Regions from separate parts of the Homo sapiens genome. Here region 2 is linked to region 1. The links are chromatin loops, found by intact Hi-C in ENCODE. Cell type or tissue: chondrocyte. All regions are shown on one strand. Each heading gives the region's core, and the rest is flanking DNA. Links, peaks and the distances in the headings are about the cores only.

Region 1 (16,520 bases), core at 5,718-13,717:
ATGGGACAGTTCTTATTAATTGATAATAACACTGTGGATGTCAGAGTATTTTGCAGTTTGCTGGAGAGAAAGGACAGAAGCTATTGAACATTTTTATTGCCAGTACAGATTGAAAAAGTGCCTGAATTTTCCTACCTGAATAGAAATTTCTCAAATGATGCAAGGAAGCTGGAAACTAAATAAAATAATGCTTATACATCTTTTAAATTTCTACTTTGTAATTAATCTAAACTCATGAAATTCACTCCAATACTTCAAAAAGAAACTCTCTCTTGCTCAGGAAGTCTTTGGCAACTGGGATTATGGCTTGCTCACCCCAAAGACTGTATTTCTTTATCTGGGCTCTTGCTGGCATTTGGCTTGCTTTCTTCCTTCCACTGTAAACCACACACAATGCTTGTTGAGCTGGTTATGCTGGCACAGGCACCAGCTGCTTCATTTTCTCTCTTTGTACTGCTGCGAGTAGAAACCCATAGGGCCCAATTACTGCAGATGCCTCTTTTCTCCAATAGCAACATTAGTGCTAAGACGCTGGATTCTTGTTACCAAGAATAGTGCTTATATTTATTTGATTTGCTTCTAAAATGAAACCTTTAAAACTTAGTGTGTGTTTGCTTTGGAAAAATATTTCATTGTTGTCTACTGACATGAAAACAAGAAAAAAAAAGGAAAGCAAGGTTCTATTTTTTAATTCAATAACTATTACCTCAATTCATTTTATTCTATATTATTTGGTGATACTAAATAGTAGCATTTCCCTAACCTTGCATGATCTGATTCATCTCATCTGTGAAGCTCATTATTCTACTTATTCAGAAGCTAAAATAAAAAAGAATTCCTAAAGTACTAAAATTGTTATCTAAGATAAAAGCTATTAACTACATTTCTAAATTACTACAATTACTAAGATGAAAGTTATTAACTAAAAATTATTAAGACAAAAACTTTTCAGTTCCATTTTATTTCATCTCCTGGTATGTTTTAACCCATTATTAAAGTCTATCCATATGTATCATAGATTACTCTTAACCTTTCTTACAGATAAACTCAATGCATAGATTTTATAACCTAAGAAAGTGGATAGAGAAATGAGCATAATTATTTTACATAATTTAAAATCTTATGCTTAGGAAATCTCAGAGTAGTGTAATGATTTAAAATGTGAGCTTTAGGGTCCAAATGCCTGTGTTCAAATCTGTATTTTTTTACTTGTAACTAGTATGACCTCAGAGTATTTAATCATGCAGTGCCTCAGTTTCTTCATCTGTCAATTTAATATAGATAAAAGGAGATGATACTGCAAAGCACCTGGTACAGAGTAAGTACTCAATACATGGTAGCTCACATTATTATTATTATTATTCTTTTTTTTTATTTTTTGAGATGGAGTCTTGCTTTGTCACCCAGGCTAGAGTGCACTGGCGCAATCTTGGCTCACTGCAACTTCCGCCTCCTGGGTTCAAGCAATTCTCCTGTCTCAGCCTCCCGAGTGGTTGGGACTACAGGCATGTGCCACCACACCCAGCTAATATTTTCTCTTTTTTTTGGTATTTTTTAGTAGAGACAGGATTTCACCATGTTGGCCAAGCAGGTCTTGAACTCCTGACCTCAGGTGATCCGCCTGCTTTGGCTTCTCAAAGTGCTGGGATTACAGGCATCAGCCACTGCGCCCTGCCCACATTATTATTATGAAGTAGAACACAGCATGCTTTAAGTTACTTCCAAAGTGTTGCATGATCCAGCGTGTATTAGTTACTAACAGACATGATGCTTGATTTGGCTCTATTAGACATGGTAAGTGTCCACACAAAAAGGAGTTGAGTAAAGATTTGAATACGTTCTTACGCACACCAAAAGACGTACTGATGTGAAAAACACTTATTCTCAGGTGGTCTGAGAATGGAGATCCTAGATTTTATTAATTCTTACAAAGTGCTTTAAAACTAGCATAATTGTCTTGGGCTATTAGGTCATAACAGACAATTTAGCACTCTAATTTTTAATGTATGTCTATATAATCAGGTTTTAAAAAAATCTAAAGATCTTGAATCATATTTTAAATTTTAAAAATAGTCCTCCAGGGCCAGCTCAGATCTTGACTTTAAAATAGATATTCACAATGTATTCTTCTATGATTATTCTTTAATACCAGAATTCTGTATTAACCAAAACAGTTTTCAATATAAGTATAATAGAGAATATTTAATATGATTATATGCCTACAATTTTGTTGTGCAAATGCCATGGAGATTAGCAATTAACTTTACAGAAAGTAATGGCTAGATTTACAAAAAAAACTCATTCCTGAAAAATGAGCAATATGTGTGCACTTGATTAACTTGAAAACAAAAAAAAATTTGTTGGGCTATCACTATGTAGTGAATGTTCAGGCAGATAATAAATATATTTTGTCTTACAACAAAATCCTAAAATATCAACAAACAAATTTGTGGACTCAAACAAGATATTTCATAAAACAGGAAAAAACAGGGCTTGGAAATCATTATGTTGATTATCTCCACAGCATAGGTGAAAGATTACTACTACTGTCAACAGCAACCATTTTTTATAACATTTCATTTCCTGGTACTACATTAAAGAAAGCATCTTGTGTCTAAGAATATTTATAGAAATAGATCCTGAACTGTAGTCCCAAGGTGCAATCACCCATGCAATAATTTCAGCACTGTGTCCTTAGCCCTGTGCCAAATACTATGGAGGAGGGAGGAGGTGGTTAAGTATTTTTGTCTTCAAAGAGCTTACCAATTGTTAGGTAAGGCAAGCTTATGGACAGCTTCAACAATACATGACACGAGATAATACATAAATTAAGTCAGCGCATTAATGTAGTAGTGATCCATCTACACAAATCAAGATTGGTATGCGAAATGATTTTTAGTGGCCCTACTAGTGTTTGGCCTATGCAAAACTGGGAAGAAGGTAAAAGTTACCTTTGACACTTGCTTACTTTCCTATGAGCTTTCCTTCCACTGTTGGTAGAATAGACAATTACCAGTCTCCTGAGGTTTTGGAAACTGCTTACTCCCCACTTTCCATTTACAAGAAAGTCCCCAGTAGGGTCCCTGACTGAATTCCCTCCTGCCTTTGTATGGAATTTCAAATCAAAATGGCCTCTGGATGACATAGTAACTTGGGCACTGACAATAATACCTTCACCTATGCCTCAATTCTCAATGAAACGAGTAAATGATGACTTGGGATCCCATCTGTATGGGTTTGCCCTCCCTGTGGTGCATGACCAATAAGTGCTAACTGGTGGGTGATTCTGATGAGAAATTCTGTAAGGATTGTAGAAGATTAGCCACTTTGTAGTGGTAGAACAACTTCCATTCCTGTCTTAGCAAATGACATCATTATTCTAGTTCCACAAAATACAACCAAGAAGTCATTCTGCCCCCTGTCTTCCCAATGGAATCTGTGTCACCAAATTATGCCAATCTTTTCTGAAAAATGTGTTTTGGGAATCCATCCATTTCCCTCTGTCTTCTTTTCTCTTTTTTTTTTTTTTTTTTTTTGAGACCGGGTCTCACTCTGTTGCCCAGGCTGGAGTGCAGTGGTGCCATCTCAGCTCACTGAAACCTCTACCTCCTGGGCTCAAGCAATCCTCTCACCTCAGCCTCTCAAGTAGCTGGGACTACAGGCACATGCCACCAAACCCGGCTAATTTTTTGTAGAGACGGGGTTTCACTGTGTTGCCCAGGCTGGTCTCCAACTCCTGGGCTCAAGCAATCCATCCACTTTGGCCTCCAAAAATGCTGAGATTACAGTGTGAGCCACCGTTCCTGGCCTCCTCTGTCTTCATCACCTATATTGCAGTTGAACTTTTATGTTTATTTGTGAGAATGCACAGGTCCTTTCTTATTGCATTCATCCTTATATTCTATTGTGTGGCACATAGTAATTACTCAATAAATATATGATCAGTGAATGTGAATAAAGGAATTAGAAGTTGCACTGGATCTTAAAGTTTTTGTAAAATTTGGACAGAAATGAAAGAAAAATAATCATTATCGGAAATAAAAAGCAGATAGGACAAAGAATAATGGAAAGAATTGATATGGCTTATTCACAGGCCAAAAAATTAGATTGACTAGAGCTGAACATAAATTTTGGGAAGTAAATGGGAAATAGTTTTACACAGAAGACAAGATGGTAGAAGCAACGGAATTTATACTTGCTCTGGTAGGAAAATGCCGATAAACTGAAAGCAGAACTTAAATACATGATAGTTGAAACAGAGCTGGGATTAATTCAACTGTGATATTATGAGGACTTCTATTTGGTTGATGGCAGTGCAGACTATAAAAGAAAGATCTGGAGAAAGAAAAATATTTAAAGAAAAAGAAATTTTGTCATAGCAAGTGAATGGATATAACTTGAATCCTTTCATATTTCTCATAAATTTCACTAGATATATTATTATTCAGCAAAGTCCAAATCCACTTAATTTATAGCTATTTTTAGTAACATTTATGTGTTATAGTAAATGAGATATGCAAAAGTACTCTAAACCAGGGTTTCTCAACCTCAGCACAATTGACATTTTGGATCAGATAATTTTTTGCTGTGAGAGACCTGCACATTGTGGGATGTATATCCCTGGCCTCTATCCACTAGAGGCCAACAGCACTGCCTACCCAGTTGTGACGACCCCATATGTCTCTAAACAACCACTACTTTAAAACTATATAGTCCCACAAAGTGCACAGAATCATCATTGAAAATATTTACTATTACAAACATATTTTGATTCCACTTCAAAAGTGACACTTTTGTTAAGGAAAATACATCTTATGTTAAATGTAATCATTATCTTTTAAAGAGAATTTTAGAGTGAAGGGGTAAATCTTTGCACGTACTCACATTGAGTTCTAGAACTATCCCGAGGCAATCAATCAGCAATGACACAAGCGTGGCTACAGTGATGACCATCACTGTTACAACAATGTGGAAAACCGATGAAAGATTCCCACCAAAAAACACATTGGCAATTACCTGCCGAATAAACAGATTATTTTGAGAGGGACTTTTAAAGGCATGCAGGATTTATTGAGGGAGTATTTTACAATAGTATTTAGGAATATATAAAATACTACCAACAAGGCTATTAATCAAATCTTAAGTCACTAGGAATGTTCTATATTTTCCAAATTACTTACATACAGACACACATATCAATAACAAGTATTCTTTGTTGAACTATTAGTCAGTGGATTATATTACAGACCTATAGTGTGGCATACCGATGTTTCAATACATGTATCTTTCAAGTACAGGAGAGACTTTGGAAAGTTATCTTATCCTTCTTTCTTGAGTCCAATAGGTTACTACTAAAACAAACTAAACATGCTATTTAGATTATTTGCATGGCCTCTAAGAAGTAGCTGTCACATTTCCCTTATTAATACTGGATGTGTAATATCCTTTACTAACAGGAAATTAATTCTGCATTAACTAATTCCTATTTGTTATAATTTAAGTCTATTTTATCTTGCCTTTCCTCAACAAAAATGGGCAAGAGTTCATCACCATTTTTCATGACTACTCAGATCAGGAAAGCAATAAAAAATTACTGACTTAATGTGTCCCATATTATGATATGGTTTGCAAAGATAAAATGTCAGGGAAATGATTCCTATTCTCAGGAATTAATTTTTGGAGGCATACAACGAAACTTAAAAAAGCAAGTAGAGATCAATTTATAACAGGACAAAAAAGATCAAGGAGAATTTAGGACTAGAAGGAGCTTTAGGTATCTAGAGCCGTCTCCTTACAGTAATCTCCTTTACAGCATCCCTGAAATATGCTTGACCTACCTTGGTTTGAGGTAGGGCTTGAAACATGCACAGGATTTGGAGCAGAATTATAGGCTGAGACAAGAGCGTGAAAAAGAGCAAAGAGGTAATAACAGGAACAATACCTATGGAGGATAAAGAGAAGATAGTCTGAATAAGTAGTGACCCTGTGCAAAAGAACAGTGAGACAAAGAGTTGGAAATAACAGAAGGTCAGATATTGAGGTATCATAAAGAAGCCATCTCTCTAAGCTGTGCTGCCTGGATATGCAACATCTCCCATGTGTCACATACTGCCATGACTTTGCTAATAATTTAATGGTGATATTAATAACATAAGTTGTAATGTCTCTCCAAGTATTATCTTATTTAAGATCCATTCTTACAGATGCCTCTATGATATAATTGTGAGAGTGAAAAATCACTTAGTGAGGCAGGTAGTAAGAGATATTTGTTAAGGGTAGACAGCCTTTTTAGTGCTTTTATGAATTGAAACAGTTTGATTATATTTTTGTCAGTCATACATTTGTGTGTGTACCTGTGTGTGTGTGCAGAATGAAGAGTAAGAGAAGGGAAAGTTATAGACACCATTCTTCTGCTGAGTATTTGCTATTGTGGCAGAGATCTTGATTCAGTTCTATCTTCCTGCCACAGCAGCTAGAAAGGAAACTCAAGTTTCAAGTACTAAACACAGAAGTTGTGCAGGTGAAGTGACTCAGATCGTCTGCAGGCAGGCAGTTTACTAGCAACCACGTGAGAATGCACCATCTGTTCTTACTTGCTGATCTAGAGATTAGATTTGAACCTACGTACTGAGCAGAAGCTAAAATAATACCATGTCCTGCATCTGACAATAGCTAGTAAAGTTTCGAAAGGCTCTTAAATTTAAAAAAAAATTAGTTCAGTCTATTTCTCCTTTATAGTCAAGGTAGAGAACTGGCCTGTGAGTTATACATGTGTGAGGGAGAGAAGTGCTAGTTGTAAAGGACATACACAGTGCTAAACATTTCCCTCTTCTGTTTCCCCGTGCAGTCAGTTCCTTATCCCTGGGACTGACTTAAAGTAAGCCCTGGCTTGCCTCAAGAAGCCTGCTGATTATTTAGTGTATTTAAAGCTCTGTAGATATTTCACTTATCTCATTAGACCCTTTCACATGGTGCACTGTATAAACAGCCTCTAGGAACAGATCCTATGACTGAGCCCTTTTCAGTGTGGTCCCTGAAAGACCCACTGTGAAGCAAGATCATGTTTTACTGCCGACTGGTACAGTGGATTTTTAGCTGACAGCATAAGGGATTCCTGACAGGCCATGTTATCCAATTTTACACCAAAAGAATGAATTCTCTTTCAGATAATATTTCTCTACAAATACAAGTGGAATATATAACCCAATTTAGAGCTGACTTTGACAATACAATATATTTATATGTAAATAATATCCTATATATTTGTTATTATTTATATTATTAGTTTATGTTATGTATAGTTGTAAATATACACGTCTACATGTATAAATACATAAATAAAATGTATCTGTAAAACTAAAAGTTTCAGTTGAATTTTGGTTCTCCATGGAATATAAGATATTTTAGTTTTTAAAAAATAACAAAACCAGTTAGAATCTGTAGATTCTACAGTGCCTTTAATACATGTTGACTGATAAAACATCTAAGCAAAAAGACAGTTTTGTAAAACATGTTTTAAACCTTGATACTTAATTTCTTTGTAAGAATGCCTTAAAAGCAACAACTTTAGTTTGGCTGTCGCAAAAGGCTGGCAGTCACTTTGGAATGCAGTTGTATAAATATTTGTGCTCACAGAAATATAAGCCAAATCTACCAAACCTAATTTTCAAACCGAACTTTTGAAAAATTGTCTTGTAAACATCTGAATATAAATTCATCTTTAAACTCTGACATTTTAGAGTCAAAAAAGAAAATTTTACAAATTATACCATTTGTCATGCCCTTGGGAATTTGCCAAACTGTATTATTTATAAATCTTCCTAAATTAAATGTGGCAGAGAGATCACCTGGGTAAAGCGTTGGGAAGGAACCGCGCTTACCTCTCTTGTCACAAAGCATTCCATAGGGTATGTCAAAATGACAGTGACACCATAACAAAATCTTCCAAATGTTACCAGGTCATCATTTCTGCAGTAATTTTCAAATAAGTCCCCTAGATAGTAATATAAAATAAGTTTATTTACTAGATACTAAATGTTTGAGATAACTATCTAATAAATTAAATATTAGATATTACAGTTATGCATCACCTAATGGCCCACATATATGATTACAATGCTGTATTTTTACTATATATTTTTCTATGTTTAGATACATAAATACTTTCCATTCTGCTACAGTTGCCTACAGAATTCAGTACAGAAACATGCTGTAGAGGTTTATAGCCTAGGAGCAATAAGCTATAGCATATAGCCTAGGTGTGTAATAGGTGCTACCATCTAGATTTGTGTACGTATACTCTGTGATGTTTGCACAATGAGGAAATCACCTAACAATGCATTTCTCAGAATGTTTCCCTGTCATTAAGCAACACATGACTTATAAGTGAATCTCCATAAACTTCATTTCATTTAATTAAGAGAATAGATGACCAGGTCTAAATAAAAGTTTTTGAATTCAATAACTATGTAGTTATTCACTGATTTAAACCAGTACATGCTACATGTGAAGATAAATCCATCACTGATAGTTTTTCTCTTATTATTTGTTTTTGGTAGATTTGCTGCCAATTTGTACTGACTTCTGAAAAATACTTTATCCATTGTCTTCTTACATCAGAATCAACTCCCTAAATTCTTCAGCACTGGCTTTGTAAACTGGTTTCTGGTCTTTGTTTCTGGTGAGTAAGTGACTTCATTATTTTTTAAAAATGTCTGTTAAAAATAAACAAATTTCCTTTTGAAATGCTATTCTTAGATCAAGAACAATCCTGAAAGGAAGAGTAAACCAGTACATCTGGGGAGCTGAATTTCCTGTGTATCATGCTATAGGGTTTCATCCCAACCTTGGGGCCACAGCGAGAAATTCCAAACATATGTTACCTTTCATGGCACCTCATGAGCCCAAGTGTAAATGCACTGATTCAAAACTGTGAAAATATGGCTATGTCCCAGAAAGAACATTAAATTTAATAAGTTCCAGACTAGATGATGGACTAAATATACCTTGAAACAATTCTTATTTAGAGACTATATTTCTCAACTGTCTATGAAGAAATACAGGGATCTAACTAGGGCACAGATGTCATGTCATCAAAAAACAATTACCTACAACTGTACAGTAGTCCATGGAAGAAATAAAAAAAATAAAAATATAACAATGACTAATGCCGAAACAGAGTACTTGGGCTTGCTGATTTTCTGTATATAACGTGCTTAAATGTTAAAATTGTGGTAACCTTTTTAAAATTAAACTTAATTGAAAATTAAATTTTTTTAAGATCAATACTCAATACTACACCATTTAAAAAGAAGAAAAGCTATAATACCTCTGTACTGTTTTTTTCATTACAAAGCTGAATATCCTAAATAATTTGCCTCTTCCCAAGATTTACTTTAAGTGGCTCTCACCCCTCCCCCCATCAACTAGAACAAATCTACATTACTTTAGAACATCCCTTTTGGGCAGGAGGGGATTAAAACACAAAGTAAGGTGGCAGAAACCTGCTTCAAGGTTGACTGAAAAGATTCCAGCACTCTAAGAAAAAAGGACTGAAGTTCCCCGTTCACTAACCTCCACTAAAAAAATGAGCCCTATTGTCTTTTCGAAAGTCACTAGAAATGTCGAGGAGAATCTAGAGTTCCCACCGCCTCTCAAGCTGAAATTTATCTACTGAAAGAGGTTAGAAAAGAAGAATGCAGTATGCACAAATTAGACTAGATTTACCTAAGGAGAGGTGGCCTGGAGAAACAATGTCAGCTTATTGCAGCCTGAATCTAAGTTGTATTTTAAAGAATTACAGCTAGGGGGAAAACGGCATTAAAAACCTGTCAGCTTTGTTTTATAAAGATTTAATTATATCTGAGCAATTACCACTGATAAAAACTCCAGGAAGATGTAACTAACAAAAAAGGTTATGTCTTACAGAAAAGGCATTTAAAAACCAAGGTCCTGTACAGACCAGAGCCCATAGGCCATTTGCATTGGCAAACTATGTAGCAATAGTGATACATAGAAATGCTTTGGAACACAATTCTTATCAGAAGTTTCAAGGTCACTTTGTTACTGCACTCTAGTGGCACAGGCATGTATTATATTTTTGACTGCATTTGAATTTTGTTAATCATTATTTTTTGAAGCCATCTTTCTTCATTTCTTGAGAAATATTTGCCTAAAGTCATAGTGATCTGTAACCTCTGTTCAGAATAAGGCAGCCATCCTCCCAAGAGCACCCAGGTTTTCAGAAAACTAAGCTAATGGGAGCTAGAGGCAAAGGGACAACTTTCAGAGGGTCATGGTTGACCAAAACAGGGCAGGCAGAAAGAGGATGGAAAGAAAACTGAACTTAAGAGTCAGAAGACTTGTTTTCTGGTTTGTCATCAGCCAGCATGAGCAAGTTACTTCACCTCTTTGTGTTTTAATCAGGGGGTAAAACTAGTTATTCCACTTCCCTTCAAAGGGTTGTCTGAAGGTCAATGAGATAATAGACCTGCAAGAGCTGTGAAATATGTAAATCACAGCCTACTGCTGGACTGCCCTGACTACTACACTACACTGATGATTGAATGTAAGGGTCAAGGGAAGTAGAAGAGAGGACTGCTCAGTTGCTGGGCCTGGGTGAATGCAAAAAAAGAGAGAAATATCTTTGGAGGGAGGAAGAAAAGGTCTGGTTTTAAGGGAAACATGATGTTTTGTGATTAAGACAAATATAGAACAACTGAGTAGAAACGTCCTACAGGCAGCAGGTTGGAGACAAAAAGAAAGGTCTGGGTTAGAATTAAAACAATGAAAGTACCGGGAAATTTTTTTGAGAGAAGAGAAAACAATATGCTTGAGCCCGTTATCTGGGTGGTGTGGGATGGAGTGGAGTGGGGGATTAGAGAGGGTAAAGAAAAAGAAAACAGAAAAAAAATTAACAGAGAGAAAGAATAACAATGATAATATAATAATACTCTTTCCTCTAAGGGAGGAAAATTTGAGCAAAGAAAGGAAGTTCAGTATTGTTAAGTGATTCAGAGAGATTCGGGAGAATCCAAATCGAAGCTATTTGCTCTGAAGATTGGGAGGCCACTGGTACCTTTGAAAATGAAGCTGCAGTGGAGGAAAGCCAAAAATCATGTGCTAGGAAGTGACAGTGTGTGGAAGGAGAGAGTATGGGCTACAGAACTAAATTGAGCAGTTTAAAAAGGTAAAAACTAGGAAACAGACAGCAGGGGGGCAGGAGGGTAGAGAGAATGGGTGGAAGAGAGTAATCTTTGAAATAGAACACTGGGCATACCTGTAACAATAATGAGTAGAACATTCGGTATACCTGTACCAATGCACATGAACACTATAACTGAATCTCTCATTTTACCTTGGGTGAAGCCAGTAAATGTCAAGTATCCACATGTAGCAAAGAATATACAGATAAATACAGAAATCACGATGGACATATGGATAAGGCGGGACCACTTAGCTACTGTGGGTTCTTCTAGAGAACTGTAAACTAAGAAGGAGTTATGGTGGCAAATAAATGCTGCAATACAAAAAAAAAGAGCATTATTAAATCAAGCACCAGGGTTTTCTTTTTTAGTTCTGAAATTCAGAGATATATACTACTTTAGATGCCAATGAACTGAAGTTTAAACATACAACTTTATTAATATGTCAGAAAATAATTTTTCTAATAGTTCTAGAAATGAGACCATTCATTCACATCAGGCTTATGTGGTCTTTTCATGTTACTCTTGATATAAACCAGGCCAGTCCAACATTCTCTCTCATTTTCCTTTTCCTAATGACCCTTCCCATCTGAAGGAAATCTTTTTCCCATCGTTTTCATCCTGTGGCTTCCTTTGCCATTTGGGACATAATAAAGGGTTTGAAGAAGTCCATAACACTTGCTAGCCTTCCAAGTTAAGAAACAAGATGACTGTAATGAGTTTCTGCATGAGAAATAGATTTCTCCAAATTGAAGCAAATTTTAGTGATGAGTGAGAAAAGTTTGAGCCTAATTTTATATTGGCACAAACTAGATCATATGCTGCTAATAGGAAGTCTAAAACTTAGGACATCTGCTATCCAGACATAAATATGAAACACAGCACTTTTTCATGGAACAGAGAACTCCACATTGAGAAAGGGCCTTTGAAACCAAATACTCACCAAAAGACATAACCCCGACCGCTTGAATGGCATTGGGCTTTGCAAATACCCAAGCGTCTTCTGTTTTTGGTCTAGAAGAAAAATCAGTTAACTTGATAAATTGTTAAATAAATACAAGCATCAGTATATCAGATAACAAGAAATGGTATCACAAATATAAACTGAGTGTCTTTAAGCCAGAAATTAATAAGGGGCTCCCATTAATCTTGTGTAATCATGAATAAATTTCCCAGGAGCATGAGTGTTATCTCTTAACCCCAGTCCTCTAAAATGTATGTCAAATACTTGGACAAATTCTATTTTTACATATGTAAAATATCCAGACTATGTAATTTTGTGAATTTGTTTATTTGCTCATCAATTTAACAGACAGCATTGATTATGCACCTACCAGTTCAGCTACCTTTTGAGGGAGATACAAAAATTAACAATGCCCAGTTACTGCTGTTCATTCCGCTCTTATTTTTTTCAGGCTTAACCTACCCAAGAAAAATTTAGTCAGCACTAAAATTTATTGAGAGAGGTAAACATGAACTAATACTAATTGAGGATGTACTATCTTCTAGAAACTCTACTGTGTTATCTCATTTAATTTTCAAAATAACACTTAAGTATTATTATCACCATTTAACACATGAAGAAAATCAAGCTCTGGATGGTGATATAACTTGCCAAGCTTCCACAAATAATTAGTGAAGAAGTTGAGATTTATCTTCCTGGTTTATTCACTCCCATGTTTTTTCCAGGCAGAACCATCTGACAGTGGCCTCAAATTCCCAACTGTAGATGTATTTCTCAAGGGAATTTTGGAAATATATGCACTTTAAACAGCTTGAAACAGGCTACATCCTAGTGGAATTAAAATATTTGATATTGGCAGTGATAGGTCTACCTGGCTAACACATCATGAATAATGATGAACAGCAGAGGCTCTAAGGTCAGTTAGCTTAAATTGTTCTTCTGGCCTCCTTCCACTTATTAGCTGTGTGATTTTAGGCAAGTTACAGGACCTCTCTGTGCTTCAATTTCAACATTTATAAACTGGGGATAATTGTAGTATCTAACTCATTAAGTGACTGTGTAGATTAAATGAGATAAAATATGTAAAACTTCTGGAAGAGAGTTTATCACATAGCACATGTTCAATAAACAGTTATTAGTATTAATGTTATTATCCAGCATTATTAATAAAGGCAGCAAAAAGTCTAAAAGTATGGCCAACTTCCCTGGGAAGGGAAGGCTTGAGTAAGACTCAAAACAATGCATGAAGAATGGAACAGGGATATTCCTAGGAAGCATGAAAAGGCGCTGGGTATTTTCAATAAAAAACAGAAATTCTAAAGATGAAGACCCATCTATTTCATAAGTTTGTTTATTCATCCTCTATGTAAAGAAGGTACATACAAAAAAATCTTGTTTGTTGTCCACACTTTGTGGGATTTATGCATTATATCATCCTTTTTCCCATATATGAAACGAGCAGTTACAGACACAAAGAAACTTCACAGAAAGGCAGGCCTGCAAGAGAGGCCACAGATTGTTATAAGACTTGCTCCAATTCCCAGTTTTGGGAGTGGGAACTACTGCCACCTGCTGCCTCCACTACTCTAAAAGCAGTCGACATTAAAAGCAGCATACCTGTTAAATTCCAATGTTAATGTGGAAAAAATACATATTTTGTACATGATCCTTAGAAAATGATTTCAGTCAGGCAGCACTAACAGTTGTAGAAACTTGAGGATTCTCTAACTTTGCAATATGCTTTAAATGGTATGCTTTCCCTCTTATGGTTTTTGCACTTGGAAAATATTCACCCTTACTCCCCAACCCTAGTACAGATTGTGGTGGTGTCCTACTTTTTAAATCTTATATTAGTAATAAAATGTAGAAGTTTCATTTTCATTTTTTCTCTTCCATTTAAATTTTTTCCCTGGGTCCATATGGTTCCTTGGGTATATTCCCGGAGTGTGAAACAATACCTAGAGATAATTTTGGATTTTCTCTGTTCATCATAATGATGATGATTTTATAAGATGGAAAGTGCCAAAAAAGATGTTACAGATAGGAAAATGCATATGTCTAAATCTAGGGAAAGAGAAGGAAACAGATATTGAATATGGCTTTCCAATCATTTATAAAATAGCCTAGGATTGAGTTCCAGATACAATCAGTTGTACAGGAAAAAAAAAAAAGAGAGAGAAGAAAGTTCTCGGGTATATTTTATGAGATTGCTGAAACTTTGATACTCAACCTGGATGGAAACATAAAGTTATAGACCTTTTGACTTTAAACTGTAAATGCTGAAATATGAAATCAAATGCCATCAAGCAATTTATAAGATAAGGAATTATGACTACGAATATTTTTTCAATAAATGCAAGGGGAGTTTAATAACAAAATATTAATATAATCAATATTTATTAATAGCTGTTATATTAATAGATATTGGTGTAATTTACCACATTAACAGATTAATGAAGGAAAGAAGCTTATGACCATTTCAAAATATATAGAAAAGCATACAACTCAGTATTTATTTTGAAAAACATGGTGAGCAAACTAATAATAAAATAGAACTTCCTTTACTGGATAAGGAATGTCCACCAAATCCTATAGCAAATGGCATATTTAAAAGTGAAAAGTTAGAAATACTCTACTTAAGGGATGAAACCAGATAGGATGTTCAATATCACTGCATCCTGAATATATTATTGATATTCCTAGCTGATTCAATAAAATAAGTGATGTGTAATCATTGAAAAGATTGTGTAAATTATTTGTACACAACATAATTACACATATGGAAAATTTATGCATATGGAAAATAAGAGTATTCAGCAAGGTTACTGGATACAAGTTCAATACACAGAAAACATCAAGTGGGCTGATGTACACAAACAATGACCAATTAAAATGTTTTTTTAAGTGGCAGTGACAACAAAAACACTAAATACTTTAAAAGATGTGCATGATTTTAACGTCATGTTAAACTTTTATTGAAAGACACAAATAAATGGAGAAATATACCATATCCATACACACAAATGGGAAGACTCAATATCATATAAACATCAATTTACCCCAAATTAATTTTTAAATTCAAATAATAAAATACAGAAAAAAAGAAATCAAAGAATAAAATACAATATTGAGGCTGGGCATGATGGTTCACGCCTGAAATCCCTGCACTTTGGGAGGCCGAGGCAGAAGGATTGCTTTGAGTTCAAGACTGGCCTGGGCAACACAGGGAGATCCAGGCTCTACAAAAAATAAAAACATTAGCCAGGCATGATGGTGTGTGCCTATACACCCAACTACTCGAGAAGCTGTGATGGGAGAATCACTTGAGCTTGGAAGGTTGAGGCTGCAGTGAGCCATGATCACCCCATTGCACTCTAGCTTGGTCAATAGAGTACGACCCTGCCTCAAAATGAATAAAATAAAATAAATAAAATATTGAAGGAGGAAAAGAAATTTAAAACTCAAAAAAACCCCATAATATTAAAGTTATAATAAAGATAAACAATAAAATCAATGGAAGGTAAATATAAAACATCCATATGATAAAATTATTTATATACACATTTAAAAATACAAAGGTAAGCTAAAAGCTGGAAGATGACATTGGTCATGCATACACAGTTGTCCCTTGGTATGTGGGAGGGATTGGTTCCAGGACCCTCCATTGGATATCAAAAGCCATGGATGCTCAAGTCCCTGATATAAAATGGTTTAATACTTGCATATAACTTAAGCACATACTTTTATATAATTTAAATTATCTCTAGATTGCTTACAATATCTAATACAATGTAAATTCTATATAAATAGTAGTCATACTGTATTTTAAAATTTGTATCATTATTGTCATATTGTTATTTTTAATTTTTTTCCAATATTTCTGTCCACAGTTGGTTGTGTCTGCACATGCAGAAGCTGTGAATACAGAGGGCCATGATCAAGAAATAGTATACAGTATATACACAGTACTCCCCCCTTATCTATAGGGTGTATGTTCCAAGATATAACCTTGCAAGGTATTCTATTTACAGCCTAGTGTACGCCCCCTGCCCAAATGAAATAACTTCCATAGACCAGGCGTGGTGCTCACGTCCGTAATCCCAGCACTTTGAGAGACTGAGGGAGGTGGGTCACAAGGTCAGGAGTTCGAGATCAGCCTGACCAACATGGTGAAACCCCGTCTGTACTAAAAATACAAAAATTAGCCGGGTGTGGTGGCGTGGGCCTGTAATCCCAGCTACTCAAGAGACTGAGGCAGGAGAATCACTTGAACCTGGGGGGTGGAGGTTGCAGTGAGCAGAGATTGTGCCCCACTGCACTCCACTCCAGCCTGGGTGACAGAGCAAGACTCC
Region 2 (16,520 bases), core at 5,696-13,695, 180 kb before region 1:
TTATCTAAGATCTCCAAATTTTAATACATCATTTCTATAGATTAAAACTGGGAGCTATTTCAAAAATTTTTTGAATTAGACTGATACATTTCATAAGCCAACTTATTTTGGTGTTGACCTTAGGAAAAATTTGGCAAGAAACTTCCAAACTTGAATGATAATTAAGACTCAGACAAAATCATAGTGAGTCCACAGTAATTCACACTTGATTAGAATAACAATGACTTTATATGTAAATTTTTATTTTCTGTTTAAGCCTCAAAGCCATGAAGAATTAAGTTAAATCCTACCAAAAAAAAAAAAATCAAAGAAAAAATATAAATTGTGGATGATGGCTAAAAAGACAAGTTTTAATTCCAATTTCAATAACTGAAATTAAGTTGTTATATTTAACTTGATTTATATTTATTAACATTTTGTTTTCTTATTCCTAATGCCAAGTAATTACTTTTATCTATAGGACCCATTAACTGCCATTATGAACTTGAGAACACCTTCACACAAACACAATGCACAAACATATACAAATATACACATCCCACTAAATAAATAAAATAAAAGTCTTACTTACCTCTGTTGACATCCATCGCATATAATTCTCTTAGTCCCAGGTCATTAAGAGATTTTGTCAAGTCAAGAGGCTCCTGCGATTGATAATCTTTCAACAATAGTGTATGCAACGGATCAAACTCACATTTGCTACATATAATAGGGGCAAGCTCTTGAAGCGATGCATGTGGACTCACTCTCACTATGGTCTTCTGTGTTTTCTTAAAATTAATCACTACTCTCACAGTTTTCTGAAACACATATTAAAGCCATAGTTGTACCATAATTCACTGAAACAAACACTCTACAATAATGTCTAGAATAATGAGATAACCTACAGTTACATATTCAAACAATAAACAGTACTTTCCTATTTGGTGTGAAATTCTCTTTTTGATTAATGTTACTTCCTAAATCCAAAGCAAGTTCTTAGAAGCAAACACATTAGTTTATTTATTAAATAATCCAACCATTCTATAGTAAGATTTTAATTAAATTTGACCCTAAAAAACTAGCCTCATATCTAGTACTACTCATGTTTTCACTTTGTTCCTTAAAATATTTACTTTAAAATTAGCAAATATACATAGTACAAAATTATGTATATTTTATCCTACCCTTTGAGGAATATTTATCTTTCAAATAATTTCTCTATTGCCTCAATAAAAAGGGGTATTTTGGTTAAGTCACTAAAATTTTTGTTTCTATTTGAAACATTATAAATGAGATAATCCATATGAAAAGCTTAGCAGACTTCCTGGCACATAGTCATTTATCAATAAGAGAACATTAGCTATTGTGATTAACTTTTGTTGTTACTATTACTACTTTGGCTAATTTTAATGTTTTAGTAAAGAATATTTAAATCTCTTCATTAAATATCTAGTACTAATAATTTAAAATTACTACAAAGATTTTAAGCGTCTCATCATTTTATGTAATTGAATTAAATCCTGTATGGAACTTAGCAACATGAGACCATACTAAGTGAAACGTACATTTTGCAGGTCCTTAAAGACCTTTATTCACAAAACTAAGACCCTTTGTATAATCCCACGCTATAGCATAAATATAACTATTTCCATCTAGAAAAACAGCAGGGATATGTAATAAACACCTAGACAGAAACAAATACCTAGACAGAAGGCAGTCCAATATCCCAATATATATTAATAATATTAAATCATATATTGTAGAAAGCAAGTATGTTTTAATATTTTCAAAAACTCACCTTCTTTGAAAAAAGCTTCATAACAATATGAAGAAAATGCAAGAATATGTATATTTAAGTCACATGTATCAATTTAATATACAAACTTTTATATATATTATAAAATGAAAATGGTTGATGTTCATAATGAGAGTATTTCTTGAAACCCATAAAATTCTACCCTATTGCTTATAGCAATAGAACAATTTTAATAAGAACTGATATTAGAATTATTGTGGTTAAACATTTTTGCATGAAATTTGTACATTAAAGAAAATGGAGTTAATGTGTGGCACACATTAATAGTTTAGATGTTAATAAATTCAAACACAATGAAGAACTCGAAAAAAAAACAAAAACACACATACAAATAGATGTTAGTAAGTTACAACTGCTGCTTACCAAGTACACAGAAGCCAAAAAATTACTTTAAGAAATTATTAATTTTCATGAAAAGATTCTAAAACCTTCCTTTACATATACTTTTTAAAAGAGTAGCTTAAAATACAAATCATTCATAATTGTTACATACTTATGCAATCATATTGATCATTTTAGAGCATTAAATCTAAAGTACTGCCCAAATTCTATTTAATCCAGGGATCAATAGCCAACTGAATCCTAAACAAAGTGCCTAGAAAAACATAATACTCACATTCACATCAAATTTAACCAGTAAAGTCCATTTTTATTTCACTTACAATGAGCTGCTGATAATGACTGAATAAGACATCAAAATATATAATGGAATTCTTACCTCTGGTATTATAGGTGTAGGTTTTTTCTTATCCAACATTTTTGGCTTTAAAATTACCTTCTCTACCTCCAACATTCCTATTGGTGTGTTTGGCTTAAATTTAATGTGGTTCTGTTCAGCTGACAACAGATCGATTGTGTAACTTGATGGATTTAAGTGATACTGTGCACAAAGGAATATCAACAAGTCCATCATAGGTTTACTGTAAAACAAGAGTATTTCATTACCCGTTATTGTTTTGAGGATTTTCTTAGAATGCTTGTCTTCAATAGATAAACAAGTCTACAAGATAGTTTTTGGAAAAGCAGCTTAAATATTGAACTACAGGTCAAGCTACAGGCCAAGGCAGGAGGACTGCTTGAGCCCAGGAGTTGGAGACCAGCCTGGGCAACATGGCAAGACCCTGTATCTACAAAAAATAAAAAAAAAAAACAATAGCCTGCTGTGGTGGGTGTGTGCCTGTAGTCCCACCTACTCAGGAGGTGGAGGCCAGAGAACAACACGAGCTCTGGAAGTTGAGGTTGCAATGAGCCGAGATCGCGCCACTGCACTCCAGCCTGGGCAACAGAGCAAGACCCTGTCATAATAATAATAACAATAAAAACAACAACAACAACAACAACAAAAATAATCTCCAAAAAAATTGAACTACAAGATATTTAAACAGACAAAATTGTAATAGTTAAAAAGTCCTGGGATAGTCAAGAGAGCATAGATCCTAGTGTCAGTTCAACAACTACTTTTATGTTTTTACCAAATTGTTTCCAAATTATAAATTTCAGGAGGAGGAGTCCTTTCCTTACCCAAGAGCAGTCCTTCACAACACATTATTTGTAATATAACATTGGCAGTCTTTAGCTTATGAATTGGTTACAAAGTTCTCATAAGAATGAAGCATTTGGAACCACCACCACCACTTTTTGGCTTTAGAAAACAGACTGTAAATATCTGCATAGGAAGTCCACAAAATCCTAAAAGGTGTAGTACAAATTCTTTAATCATCCAAAGGTTATGAATATTCTCTAGGCACTGGAATCACAGTACAAGTATTATAGTATATCTGTTCTCATAGATCTAACACTCTACTGGATGAACTAAACCAAGTGTCAGCAAACCACAATGTGCAGGTCAAAATGGGCCCACAGTCTGTTTTTGTAAATACAGTTGTATTAGAAAATAGTCATGCCCGTTTGTTTATATAACGTCTCAGGCTGCTTTTGTGTTAGTTACAACAGCAGAATGGAGTAGGGTGACCACACCTACTATATAGGCATAGCCCACAAAGCCTACTATTTTTATTTCCTGGCCCATGATAGAAAACGCTTATCAGCTCTTGTGCTAGAACATAAAATTGAAATAAAGTAAATGCATGAGATAATTTCAAATAATGAATGAATGTTTAATACTATTGGTAATACAGGACTTATTTCTATAGAAACTTTCATACCCAACTTGGAATTCAGGGATACTTACCAATTTTTTGCTTCCCTTTCCATAGATTCTCATTGTTGACACAGACTTATATTTTCATTCATATCACTGACAGAACAACATAGTCTCTGAGTCTTTCTTAATACTGTCATCCCTTAAGGAAAGCACACTAAAAAATCTTTGGTATCATGTGCTTTCCCCAAATGTCAGGTGATCCTAAACTGTTAGTTCACACTTAAGAATAAGGCACTAAACCGCAGTGTGTACATCGTATTTTTACAGATGGAGGCATAGGTTCATGGGATTCACTTTAGGGTAATCGGGTAGCCAGCCATCTGCATCCCACCTCGAAAGGGAAATGCACATATCAGTAAAAAGTTATTCTCCAATTTCTTGACTAGAGATATAAACCTGGTTACTGGCTTTTGGGAACTTGACAGGGAAATGGGGCTAGAAATCCCACCATTCAGTATGCTACTTTTATTTTAGTGCACCTGTTTTCATACGGCACGTCACCCCTAGTAAGCTCCCAGGCCTGCAGCCTCTGATGCAGTTCTTCCAGACAAGGAGTCTCCTGCAGAGGTGGGGAAGGATTCACTGTCGGACACTGTGTGGTCTTGAAGTCAAACAACACGTTACATAGATTTCAGATCATCCCGTGTTCAGCCCCCATCTCTACTTTCTGTGGTCGCTGCCTACTCCTAGGCCAGTCCAATCTTTATGGGATAAGGAGTATGTTTCTCAACGGTCCCTCACACATCCCTTCTCCCCCACATACAAGTAGCACCCTATTACTTGTATATATATAAAGAAAAATAAATAAATCAAAGGTTCTAAGTCCCTCAATTTAAAAAAAATTCTCAGGAATACATTTCAATTCTCAAAATACATTTCCTGTGTCTTTATTAGATGGTTGCATAATATTTAAGAGTTTTACATCCTTCTTTTGAGCCACAGGCTATGCCCATAAATGTATCTATATTGCCCATGTTTTGGCTTTAAACAGGACATTTTAAATTTCATCCAGAGAGAGACTAGCAAAATGGTCTTGTGGAAGTTGATTTTTTGGTAATATGGTACTCTACAAGAGCAATTGGATGGCACATACCAATTCTAGACTTGGAAATAGTACTTTCTTTGATAGTAAATAAAGTTAAGAAGGATTAGGTAATGTCTAGTTATATACTATTATAAATGCAGTTTAGCTGGAAGAGAAGAGAACTTTCATTGCCAACTGAAGGGGTAGCTGTCTGCTGTTGTCTATGAGTAAATGATGATACATGCAGACTGTATTTCTTTCTCTCTATATATAAATGTGTCAAGTAATAAATGTAAAAACATTGAAGCTCATTCTTCCAACATCTTTTACTTCTTAAATATACAGTTTTTTTGAATCTTTGCCAGAAATACATAAGTTAACAAGACAAATGGCCGGGTGCGGTGGCTCACGCCTGTAATCCCAGCACTTTGGGAGGCCGAGGCAGGCGGATCATGACGTCAGGAGATCAAGGCCATCCTGGCTAACGTGGTGAAACCCCATCTCTACTAAAAATACAAAAAATTAGCCAGGCATGGTGGCAGGTGTCTGTAGTCCCAGCTACTTGGGAGGCTGAGGCAGGAGAATAGCGTGAACCTGGGAAGCGGAGCTTGCAGTGAGCCGAGATCACGCCACTGCACTCCAGCCTGGGTAACAGAGAAAGACTCCATCTCAAAAAACAAAACAAAACAAAACACAAAACAAAAAATTATTAAAGTTTTGTTTGGTTTTTATCCCTATTTTTGTGCCATAATTTTCATCGTTTATGTATAAACATATAAACATTTAAAATACATTTTTGATTTTTTTAAAAAGAACAATTTGATTCCTTGTGTAGAAACATTGGTATTTCTATCTGTGATAAATTAATTTTCTAATCTAATAAATAGTGTGGGTAATTGGTTAAGAATATTAACATAATGGCCTATTCCCTCAGTCATTTTATTTATCTAGAAACTTTACACACTATATCAGATATCATGAGAAAAAAGTTGCCGACTATATCATGACCTTTGCACTCAACACTGCCTATATGTTTTCTACTAAAAATGCCTCTTTGAGAGGCAACTGAAAACCACAGAAGTTCTTTATGAGTTTATTCTCTCATTTTATAATTCTAGGTCCAATTCTTTATTCAATAATTTCAGAAGCCAAATTTGTCTTGAAAATATTCCTATTGCCAGACAAATAAATGCAGCAATCCAGAAAGTTCTGCAATAGACATAACTACATATGTGAATTTAATACTGCATATGAATTGTTTCTGGGGAAACAACTGAATTTTCAGTAAGTGGTACTGGGAAAACTATCGGATGAAAAAGAAAAGTTGTGTATCTAACCTGATTCCTTACACCAAAGTAAGCTCCATGTGGATCTTTCTATGGTTTGTGTTTTACAGTAATATGCCCAATGGAATTTTCTGCACTGATGGAAACGTTCTATATCTGCACTAACACAGTGGTTACTGGGATAGTGGACTCCCAAACCAAATTTTTTATTCAAATTAATTTAAATTCAATATAAGTAGACACATTTGGTGAATGGCTGCCATACTGGATAGAGTAATTCTAACACGCTGGTTCTCAAGGTGTGATACATAGACCAGCAGCATCAGTATCTGCTGGGAACTTGTTAGAAATGCAAATTGTCAAGCCCCAGCCCAGATCATTAATCAGAAACTCTGGGAATGAGGAAGAGCAATCTGTGCTTTGACAGGCACTCCAACCTATTCTGATCATACTGTAGTTTATGAAGTTTATGAAACTGATCTAGAGAGAAGAGAAAAAAGAAACAAGTAAAATATATAAAATATCAGATGGTGTTACATGCTCTGACAAAAAAAAAAAAAATAAGGAAAGAAGTTAGGAATGTCCTAATTGAAAAATGACACCAGAATTGAGACCTTGAAGGGACTGGGATATCTGCGGAAAGATAGCTTTGACAAGTACAAAAACCCTGAGGCAGGAATGTGCTCTAAGTGTTTAAAGAAAAACAGAAACTAGTCGGCTAGTGAAAACAATAGGCATGAAATCAGGGTGATAATCTTGTAGTGTTTAAAGGCCTTTCAAGTGAAGACTTGAGATTTTACTGAGTGAGACAGAAAGCCTCCAAAGAGTTCTGAGGAGTGATGTGATCTACTCTACTTTTTAAAAGGATTACATTCTGGTTTTTGTATTCAAAATAGCCTGGAGGAGCAGCTACAAGGTTATTGCGAAAATTTAGGTGGGAGATGGTGGTGTCCTGGACTACTCAGATTCTAGATACATTTTGTAGGGAGCTGATAGGATTGAAGCTAATGCAGAAAGGAGACAGAGACAGAAAGAGGAGCTAGCCAGTGGAAAGAGGGCAGGATTGGAGGGACAAAGTGGCAGTGTTGCTGAAAGTAACCAACAGGAGACCTAAAATGCAAATTTCAATGGTTTGCTATGTGATGTGCTTACTATAACTCTACAAGCCATCACTAAGGTTCTGGTAGCCTTGGGAGGTGTCAAATAAAGGATGAAATTTCAAAAGCAGAAACTGAAAAATATGAATCCAGAGGTGGTAAGGCATAAAGTCAGAGCCAGAGGTGACCCCAAGAACGTAAAACTCTTGGGAGTTTACAATGAGATTATAAAGGGCATTGAACCTTCCACAGGAAGTGGAACAGGGGTTCAGGCCAGCCTTACTTAGATCTTAAGCAGCAGAGTGACCTCAAGAAGTTAACTGGGTTCTGTGTGTACATAGATGTGAGCTCCCCTCTAGCAGGACCACATCTTAGTAATCTTTAGGCACCTGGCTAGGTCGCTGTTGTCGAATGGGGAATTTAGAGAAAACAGTGATTAATTCTGCTTGAAAGTCAAGGGGCTCAAATGCATAGTAGACTAATACAACTGACACATGAGAAAGCATACTTGTTGAGAGGAGGTTCATATGCTTTAGAAAAAAGTAACATGGTGAAAGCTCTGTTGTTTTTTATAATTAATAAGCTTGTTTTGCCTAAGCCATACCATCTTTACACAAAGGTGAGACATAAACATTAAATAGGGTTAAGATCTTTTCCAAAAATAGACTCAGACTAGTTTGAATGCTTTAAATATTTAATTGAAGCCTCAGCATTCAGCACTGTAACACAGGAAAGCTGACCCTGACCACAAGATTTTGAGGTTGGGAATTACTGACTGTCTAGCTTTACCATAAAGGAGTCATAACACTACAAAAGTAGGACATTAACTTTTAAGCAGGTCGTGCTTCCAATGGAGCTGCCGCTGGGGTTAACTAGTCACAAAGTGCACCCACAGGAAATAAAATAATCGCTTGAATAGAGCTCAGAATTATCCACCTGGATGCCAAACTACTTCTGCCAAAGATAACAATTCTGGTTGGATAATCATCCCCTAGTTGATGCACCTGAAGGCAGTTGGCTAATGGGTTTGACCACAGGATCACCACAGAAAAGATGCCTGTCTTCCTGTTTCCTAAGGCAGGAGCACACGTGAGCAGTCCATCTAAAACCTGAGGCAAATCATTAAAAGTGGAAAAGGATTGGATGAACATTATAATCACTCCTCTATATTATTACACCACATTGAATTTTGGGTTATTTTATTACTCAGCAGAGTCTGCTTTGCATTAACATTATTTACAGAATTTTTTCTCTTGTAAGATAATATAATAATTTTCTAGAGGGCTGATTTTTTTTTAAGACTCTAAAAGCTCTTCTTTGAAATGAAGAAATCCCTATGAGATTTCCCACTTCTTTCAGAAATAAATAACAATTCCCTGGATTAGTTTCATATCTGTACCTTGTAAGTGCACACCAACAACCCAATTACACATACCAGTAATAGTACAGAAATTTTAAAACATTCTCTATTGCTGCTGATGTTTATCAATCTTATGCTAACCCATGTAGTTCAGTAATGAGTTCAGGAATGAAGCAGTGCTCTCTCTGTGTGTGCAAGAAATGAAATGTACCAGGTACACGAAACAAATAGACCCATTCTCAAAATTGAGAATGCTTATTATGCTATAAGAAATATTTTGAAGAAAATAACACATGAAATTAAGATTTGAAGATAAATAGTAATAGGTCAGATTACTAAGCTGATAAGTTCTTAACATACTAAAAATAGATATTACTAAATGTAAAAAGCCCCACAATTTTTAGAAAGTCACCACTTTGGACTCTATCTGGTTGTTTATCTTAGGTGTTATACTCAGAGCTAATTATAAATAATTACCATCATAAAAATTGTGATTTAAGAACACACCTACTAAACACACATACATGCCCCTTATAAAAACAAAAATACTACAAATATATCTCACTATAATTGGGGCAATTTGAATATAGACAAAGGATAACATTTTATTGACATGAAAGATGGAAATCATTAACTGAAAAAAAGCAGGTTACAAATAGCACGTACAATATAATACCATATTGTTGTAAAAAAGAAGTGCACATATAGATGGGTGTACATATATGTGCATGCCTAAGAATAAAAGGCTAGACACTGCAATGTTAGAAGTTGCAATCTGCCTGCTTAATGAAATTGCATTTACAATTTTTTGGCTTATCTGTATTTTCCAACTTTCTAAAACATCTAACTATTGCACTTGTAATCACAAAAATTTAAAAACTAAAATTAGTGCTGAGCACGGTGGCTCACATCTGTAATCCCAGCACTTTGGGAGGCCAAGGCAGGACAATCACTTGAGCCCAGAGTTTGAGGCTGCAGTGAGCTATGATTACACCACTGCACTCCAGCCTGGGCAATGGAGTGAGACCCTGTCTCTAGAAAAATTTAAAAATTAAATTAAGTTAAAAAACTGAAATTAAAAAGGGTCATTATTATAAGGTGTAGACGCCAGGAAAGCAAAGGGAAGAGGGTGGCCCTGCCAGGAACAATGTTCTGAGGACATTTGTGAATACTTTGTCACCCCTTTCCCAACCAGGGGAGCAGGCAGGTGACAGAGGCTGACATTCTCCTGGGCTCAGAGCCATGGGGGACATGGGAGGGCAATGACAGAACCTAGATGACAGGATGATTAAAAACTCAAATAGTACCGATTAAAAACTCAAGTAGTACTGTTATGTCTAGGTACTTGCACAGTTAAAATGCCAACTTTTGTTTTAGGCAATTACAGCAGAATAAGGATCTAAACCAAAATTTAAGCATCTTATATAGTTAAACATGGTTTGTACCACCCTATAGATTTTTGACAGTTAAAAAAAAATTACCCTGCTATAAACATATATTTATCACACATTTGTCATCACTGGACACTTCTCAATAAATATAAATATGACGTGAACTTCAGAAATTTTTCTAGATCCATACTGTTGTTACTCTCGTTTTTTCAGCAAAAATCCCACACCGATCCCTTTATCTTGTCATTTTTCATAGTCTACTTTTTCCCAATAGGTGGCGCTGTAATCCATGTAAAATGCTCCCGAGTTCCTCAGCGGACCAACCCTATGCCAGGCAAAACCGCGGGCTTAGGCTCAACTCTGCTGTAAACTGGTGCTATGGGACAGGTAAATCAGGCTGAAAAGCATGTGCGACATGTCTCTGGGTTATTTTATGTGAAAAGCCCAGAGAGGTGAGGTGACTTGCTTGAGATCACACAGCAAGTCTAGAACAAACTGTAACTTCTAGTTGGGACTTCTAGCTTGGAGTTCTGTGCTTTCTTTGTGTTTTCAATTATGACATCTCACATGTGCTCCAATCAAAACAAATTCCTATTTGTGGTAAGGGCGTAAAAGAAATATCTTCCTCTGTTATAAATGGTGCTTATTTCTTCCTCCCTCTTGTAGGAAAGTGTGATAGCATGCCATTGAATGCTCTCTCAACAGGCTAAGAAGGATTCGTGTCAATCTTTTCAGATTTCCCAAAATGAACATTTTGCTTTAAAAGTTTAGCCTGGAGAAAGGGAAAAGAGGAAAAAGGAACTAATACTTATTCAATGAGGAATAATTACCTATGAAGCTGATACCCGACTATAAGATGAAGACCATATACAGATCATATACAAATGTACCCACATATTTCCTTATTCTATGTGGTTTCTATATCTGTTTAGTCTATAAGCTCACTTTCATTAAAAATTAACTTTTCCCAAGTACTAGCAGACACCACTGCTTATGCTGTTGTGAAGTATAGCATTTTCTGAGAAGAAGAGCCACGAGTTCTGTAACAGTAGTCCTTTAATGTTCATTTCTAGAAAGGCAAGGAACTGCTTTGACTGGTGAAAAAGATGTTTATCGATTATATACATGATACACAGACACACAGAAACAGGTTGAGTATCCCTCATCCAACATTCTTAAGGCATGAAGTGTTTTACATTTCACATTTTTTTTCAGATTTTGAAGTATTTGCATTACACGAGTTGAGCATCTCTAATCTGGAAATCCAAAATTTGAAATGCTCCAATAAACATTTCCTTTGAGCATCATATTCACACTCAAAAAGTTTTGGAATTTGAAGCATTTGAGATTTTGGATTTGGTATACACAGTCTATACACAGACGCACACATTTATATATGTGTGCAAACATATATACATACATACACATAGACATACACACACATACATCTATACTACACTGTATCTTATATATAAATTAAATATTTTAATTCCTCCTTCTTTCAGTCCAACCATCCATGATATTAGGATATGCAGAAATGCCCAAGAGTTTTCAGGTTAGCATGGCAACCCCCGCCCAATGTAAGCAGAGCCTCACAAAGGCAAGATAGTAGAGACATGGTGACTTTTGGTCATTAAAGAGATGGCATCACTAAGTTCTGGTACCAAAAATAGTTGAGCTGGCAGATGGCTACCAACCTAATTCAGGATAATAAGTTTCTCCCTGAGCATAAAGTCTGTGACCACCGCCAACCCCACTGTGTTTCCTAATCTGAACAAGCTCTTTGGTGAAAATCAATGTACAAACAAGTGCGTTCTTCTGAAGATACCACTGTGCACTCACATTCCCCAAAATAGAACATCCTGAGCCCACCTGTGCATGAGATCTATGGGGGGACTTTCCAAAAATATTCCCCAAGAACACATTTTGAGTGGGAAACTTATTTCTGAAAAGTGAACTGAGGCATATAAGTTTCTGAAATCTGTACTTCCGTCAAACATTGATAGTATTCTTCACAATAAAGGCATAAGAAATAGTACTACACTATCAAAATAAATATACAAGAAATATTCAGACAAATTCAGAAAGCATGGTCTCAAAAAACTGCATTGAAGTCTTTTCAGAGTTACATATAGAACTCTATTTATCTAAGAAACTCTCACACACTTAAAATTACCTCCACCAAATTCTTGTATTATTCTGTTGAGATTTTTCATATTCCTTTTATATGGTAGTAACAAAGCCATGAAGAAATTTTATTTTTGTCATTATGAGTCTTCCCATTAGGTAGTTAACATTTTTCAGTAGTAGTACATAATTTTCTATTTGAACATTTCTTTTTGTTGTTAAACAGTTTTGTGAAACAATGGGTCAGCAGCAGCTGTGACACTCAAGACATCCCTAATCACACTATTAAGATATCCCAAGTCACACTTTTAAGATATATCAAGTCAAACTCTAAAACATCTTGGATCGCATTAAGATATCCCAGAATCACACTCCTAAGATATTCAGAATCACACAACTACTTTAAATCACAAACACTTAAAATAGAAAATTAGTCATAGCATCAATGAGTCATGCCTGAATTATAAAACTACTGCGAACAAAGTCCCTAAATGAAACCCCATAGTAAAAACACTGATATACATGCTGGGCAACATGGGGAAATCCCATCTCTACAAAAAATACAAGAATTAGCTGGGCATGGTAGCACACGCCTGTGGTCCTAGCTACTTGGGAGGCTGGGGTGGGAAGATTGCTTGAGTCTGGGAGGCAGAAGCTGCAGTGAGTCCAGCTCTTACCACTGCACTCCAGCCTGTGTGACTGAAACCCCATCTAAACAAACAAACAAACAAAAACACTGATATAAATTCTACTCTCAGAAAAACTCTTCAGCCCTAAACAAAATTTAAAAAGGAATCAGAATTTGGGGCATTCCATTCCTACCTTGCTCTCTGCCTGGAGAAAATATCTTTACTTAAAAGATTCTGGGTAAACAACTAGGACTCATTCCAAGTGCTTCTTCATACCATTTATGTTGCTACCTCCATCTACACATAAGGGTTTAGGAAGACAATATTCATTTTGATAAATTCATGAAATGCCTACCACATTGCAAGAAACTGTGCTAGGCACTATAAAGAAAAGTAATGATATTCTCATGGCTCTGTGGTTTCTTCAAAAGGTAAGACCTACACATACATTGCAGCATAGAACAATATGTAATAAATATGATATAAAGTGTCGGAAGATTTTGGAAGCCAGAGTTAATCACTGATTCTGGGGAGATCAGGGAGCCTTTATATAAAATATGTCACCTGAGCTATATAAACTAACTGGAGAAAATGAGGCTAGTGAGTTACACGAGGGGGGGAAAAGTTCATAAACGTATTGAGGTGAAAGAAATAGAGTATTTGTAGAAGAACAAAGGAAGAGCAAGAGGCATGTGGTGAAGCTTAAGATACACAAAGAAGGGCCAGGCACAGTGGCTCATGTCTGTAATCTCAGCACTTTGGGAGGCTGAGGTGGGTGGATCACCTGAGGTCAGGAGTTCGAGACCAGCCTGGCCAATATGGTGAAATCCCATCTCTTCTAAAAATACAAAAATTAGCTGGGCATGGTGGTGTTCATCTGTAATCCCAGCTACTTGGGACACTGGGGCAGGAGAATTGCTTGAACCCGGGAGGTGGAGGTTGCCGTGAGCCAAGATCCCGCCAATGCACTCCAGCCTGCGCAACAGAGCAAGACTGTCTCAAAAAACAAACAAAAAAAAGATACACAAAGGAAGGAGAGTGGTGGTGAAGGAAAAGCCTACTTAATTTTGGAGGAGAAAATAAGGTATCCCAATCTCCAGGCTAGGTAGTTTGGACTCCTTTAATTTGACATTGAATTGCTGTCCTGCAGTCTTTTATCAAAGGTAGTACCACAAACAGAGAGGCATTTTAGATTAATCTGAGGGTGCAAGGTAAATGAAGAGAGCCCAGGGTTAAGAAAAGCAGTTCCCAATTAAAAAAAAAAAAAAGAGAGAAAGCCAATAGGCGCCAAGCCCTGATAGTATTTCATTTAATCATATTTAATCCTATCAATTCGGCTATAATACATTTTCATAGATTTAAAAAACTGCAGCAATTCAACAACAGTTGGTGGCCCAGAAACATAAAGCTGACTGATGGAAAGTTACTCAGATTTAGGGACCTGAGGGGGCAAACATGCTGGAGGGAGGGTGGGAAAAATCTAGGGTGCTTGTAAGTACAAATGTAGGTGAAATATCTGATGCAGAATCTATCAGGTATGAAGAAAAAATACATATGAAGAAAATTTAGACATGAAGAAAATTGCAGCATCCTACAGAACAGTCATAAATTAGACTTGAGGAGGATGAAGAACTAATTCAGTTAAAGAGAAAGTGGATAAGCTAGATGTTTAAAAAGCTGGTATTCAAATAAGGAACCCTAAGATCTCAGAAATGGAACCGTTTTAAAGTGATGAGATTCCACCATTCTCTGGTGGAAACAGGAAAGTTGACCATGGATCTCGGTTTCCAGAGTTGAGGAAACAGAAGAAAAGTTAACTCGGGGTGGCATGTGGAAAAGTCTAAAATAACTATGACGGGTGACAGGACGGAGAGAAAAAACACGCTTCTGATATTAAAGTCACTGAGGTTTAAAAAACAAAATCTGAAGAACCCAGAGGTGCAATGATAGCAAACAGAGAATAAGGCAATATGAAGAGATGACTGTTACATCCCTAAGAAGAAATTTTCAAGAGTATTTGTGATGAAACCAACATCACCTGAAACCCTGAAGAACTAGAAAAAAAGTTGACTTTTTTTTTCTTATTTTGAATTCAGGAAAAATTAAAAAAAAATAAAAAAGGAATTGCCTTTATTACCCCCAGCCAGATCCATTAACCCTTTAAAACCAGAGTAATATTATTTCAAGAATTGATGATAATGGCCATTGTCTCTAACTTTCAAGATGTCTTTCTCACACATACGAGGCCATCCACAGCTGCAGGTGGGAGCCTACCACAGACAATTTTCTCAATCTCATAAATAGGGTTCAATGTGTGATCTCCAAAGTGACTTTCAATACAAAATAAATGGCAAAATGCAACTTCCTCAAATTTAATCAGAGTTAAATAATACTATATTATTTGCTAAAGCTGAACTATTTTGTTTTCATCTACTTTAAATAATCTGTAAAGTTACACATGATTTTAATGATAAATCTTAAAATTAAGGTTACCTTGAATGAGTTTTTCTAGACAAAACCAGATTATAAGAATGCAATACCCAATATATTCTTTTCCTTATACACAACACACACACACAGAGAAAGAGAGAGAGAGAGCGAGCGAGCGAGCTAAGGTCAAAACAGCTTAAATTTCTAAAACAGGATTCCTGATAACAAATAGGCAGTTGAAGGTGAAAGAACAAGACCAAGTCTATAGTTCATGTAACTTTCCACTTCAAAGTGAAATGGAAAATTACACTTGGCTTTTTTCCATTTTTCCAATTTTCGCAAAGGTATTTAAAAATACCAGTCTTCTAAATCACATCTTTCCTTTTTGCTGGGATAAAGTTTGATTTTACTTTTCTACTTAACTCACCCACATTTTAAATAAAGTAATTAAATCATTCAATGAAATAAAAAAACTGCCAATTAATTTACAGACAGATTTAACTGTTTTGATACATACAAAAGTATTACATTTTAAGAGTAATAAAACTCTTAAAATTAAGAGTTTTGTAAACTTAAAGAAGCAGCTTAAAGTGGGAAGAACAATTTGAGAAGAAAAGGATAGGATTTTCCTGTGGGTCACTGGGCTTGTTTTGTAAGTTTGGTTTACAAAATCAATATAACTAATGGCCATTCCTCCAGGAAAGGCTTATTTTTAAAAACTTGTTAAATAACTAACGAGATATGAAAGGGTTCCAAATTTCAAGAGTCATTTAATTGGGTTTGTGGAATTCATAGCACTGATATTAAAACATTGATAGAAAATTTTTAACACCATTTTAGCAGTCTTTTTTTTTAACAGGTAACTAAACTGAGTGATAAATGAAGTGTTTTGTCAAAGAACAAACATCAAGACGTATATCACAGAGACTTTCAATGGTGGAATAAGAAGGGGAGGTCCTGATATTTCATTTACTCCAGCGTACCTGCCATGAACAGTAGTAGATTTGATAATATCCCCAGGTAGGACCACTGAGAGTTCAACGTCTTTATCTATCATGTTTTCTTTCTGTTCCATGATGAAAGCAGTGGATTCTACAGAATCAGCAGCTGAAGAGACATCAGTATATTTGGTCTCAGCTGGAGGAAGTGGTGCCTTGGCTTTTGGTTTTCTCCTAAAATATAAAGAAAACACAAAAAATACAAAATATTTTATT

The links. A loop is a pair of places that touch in the nucleus more often than their neighbours do. Peaks named below come from ENCODE experiments on the same cell type or tissue, not always from the same donor. Only the 100,000 strongest peaks of a DNase experiment are listed, where the experiment ranks them.
Region 2: it touches region 1 in a loop (6-fold over the local background); 91 of 110 quality-filtered maps call a loop at or near these places.

Annotation. Positions count from the first base shown.
Region 1 is chr2:164,903,756-164,920,275 of GRCh38, forward strand. SLC38A11 (solute carrier family 38 member 11) reads right to left here. Exons shown (of 12, transcript NM_001351537.2): 8 at 12,148-12,218; 9 at 11,357-11,518; 10 at 7,881-7,993; 11 at 4,885-5,016. Among named protein-coding and RNA genes, the nearest start is that of SLC38A11, 44 kb to the right of the region's middle. RefSeq lists an enhancer at 9,189-9,705. In chondrocyte, for the core only: a CTCF peak has its summit at 10,054 (motif pointing left); no DNase peak of the experiment used is centred there.
Region 2 is chr2:164,727,398-164,743,917 of GRCh38, forward strand. COBLL1 (cordon-bleu WH2 repeat protein like 1) reads right to left here. Exons shown (of 14, transcript NM_001365672.2): 3 at 16,290-16,478; 4 at 2,517-2,718; 5 at 572-800. Among named protein-coding and RNA genes, the nearest start is that of SNORA70F, 48 kb to the left of the region's middle. In chondrocyte, for the core only: CTCF peaks have their summits at 7,234 and 10,396 (motif pointing right); no DNase peak of the experiment used is centred there.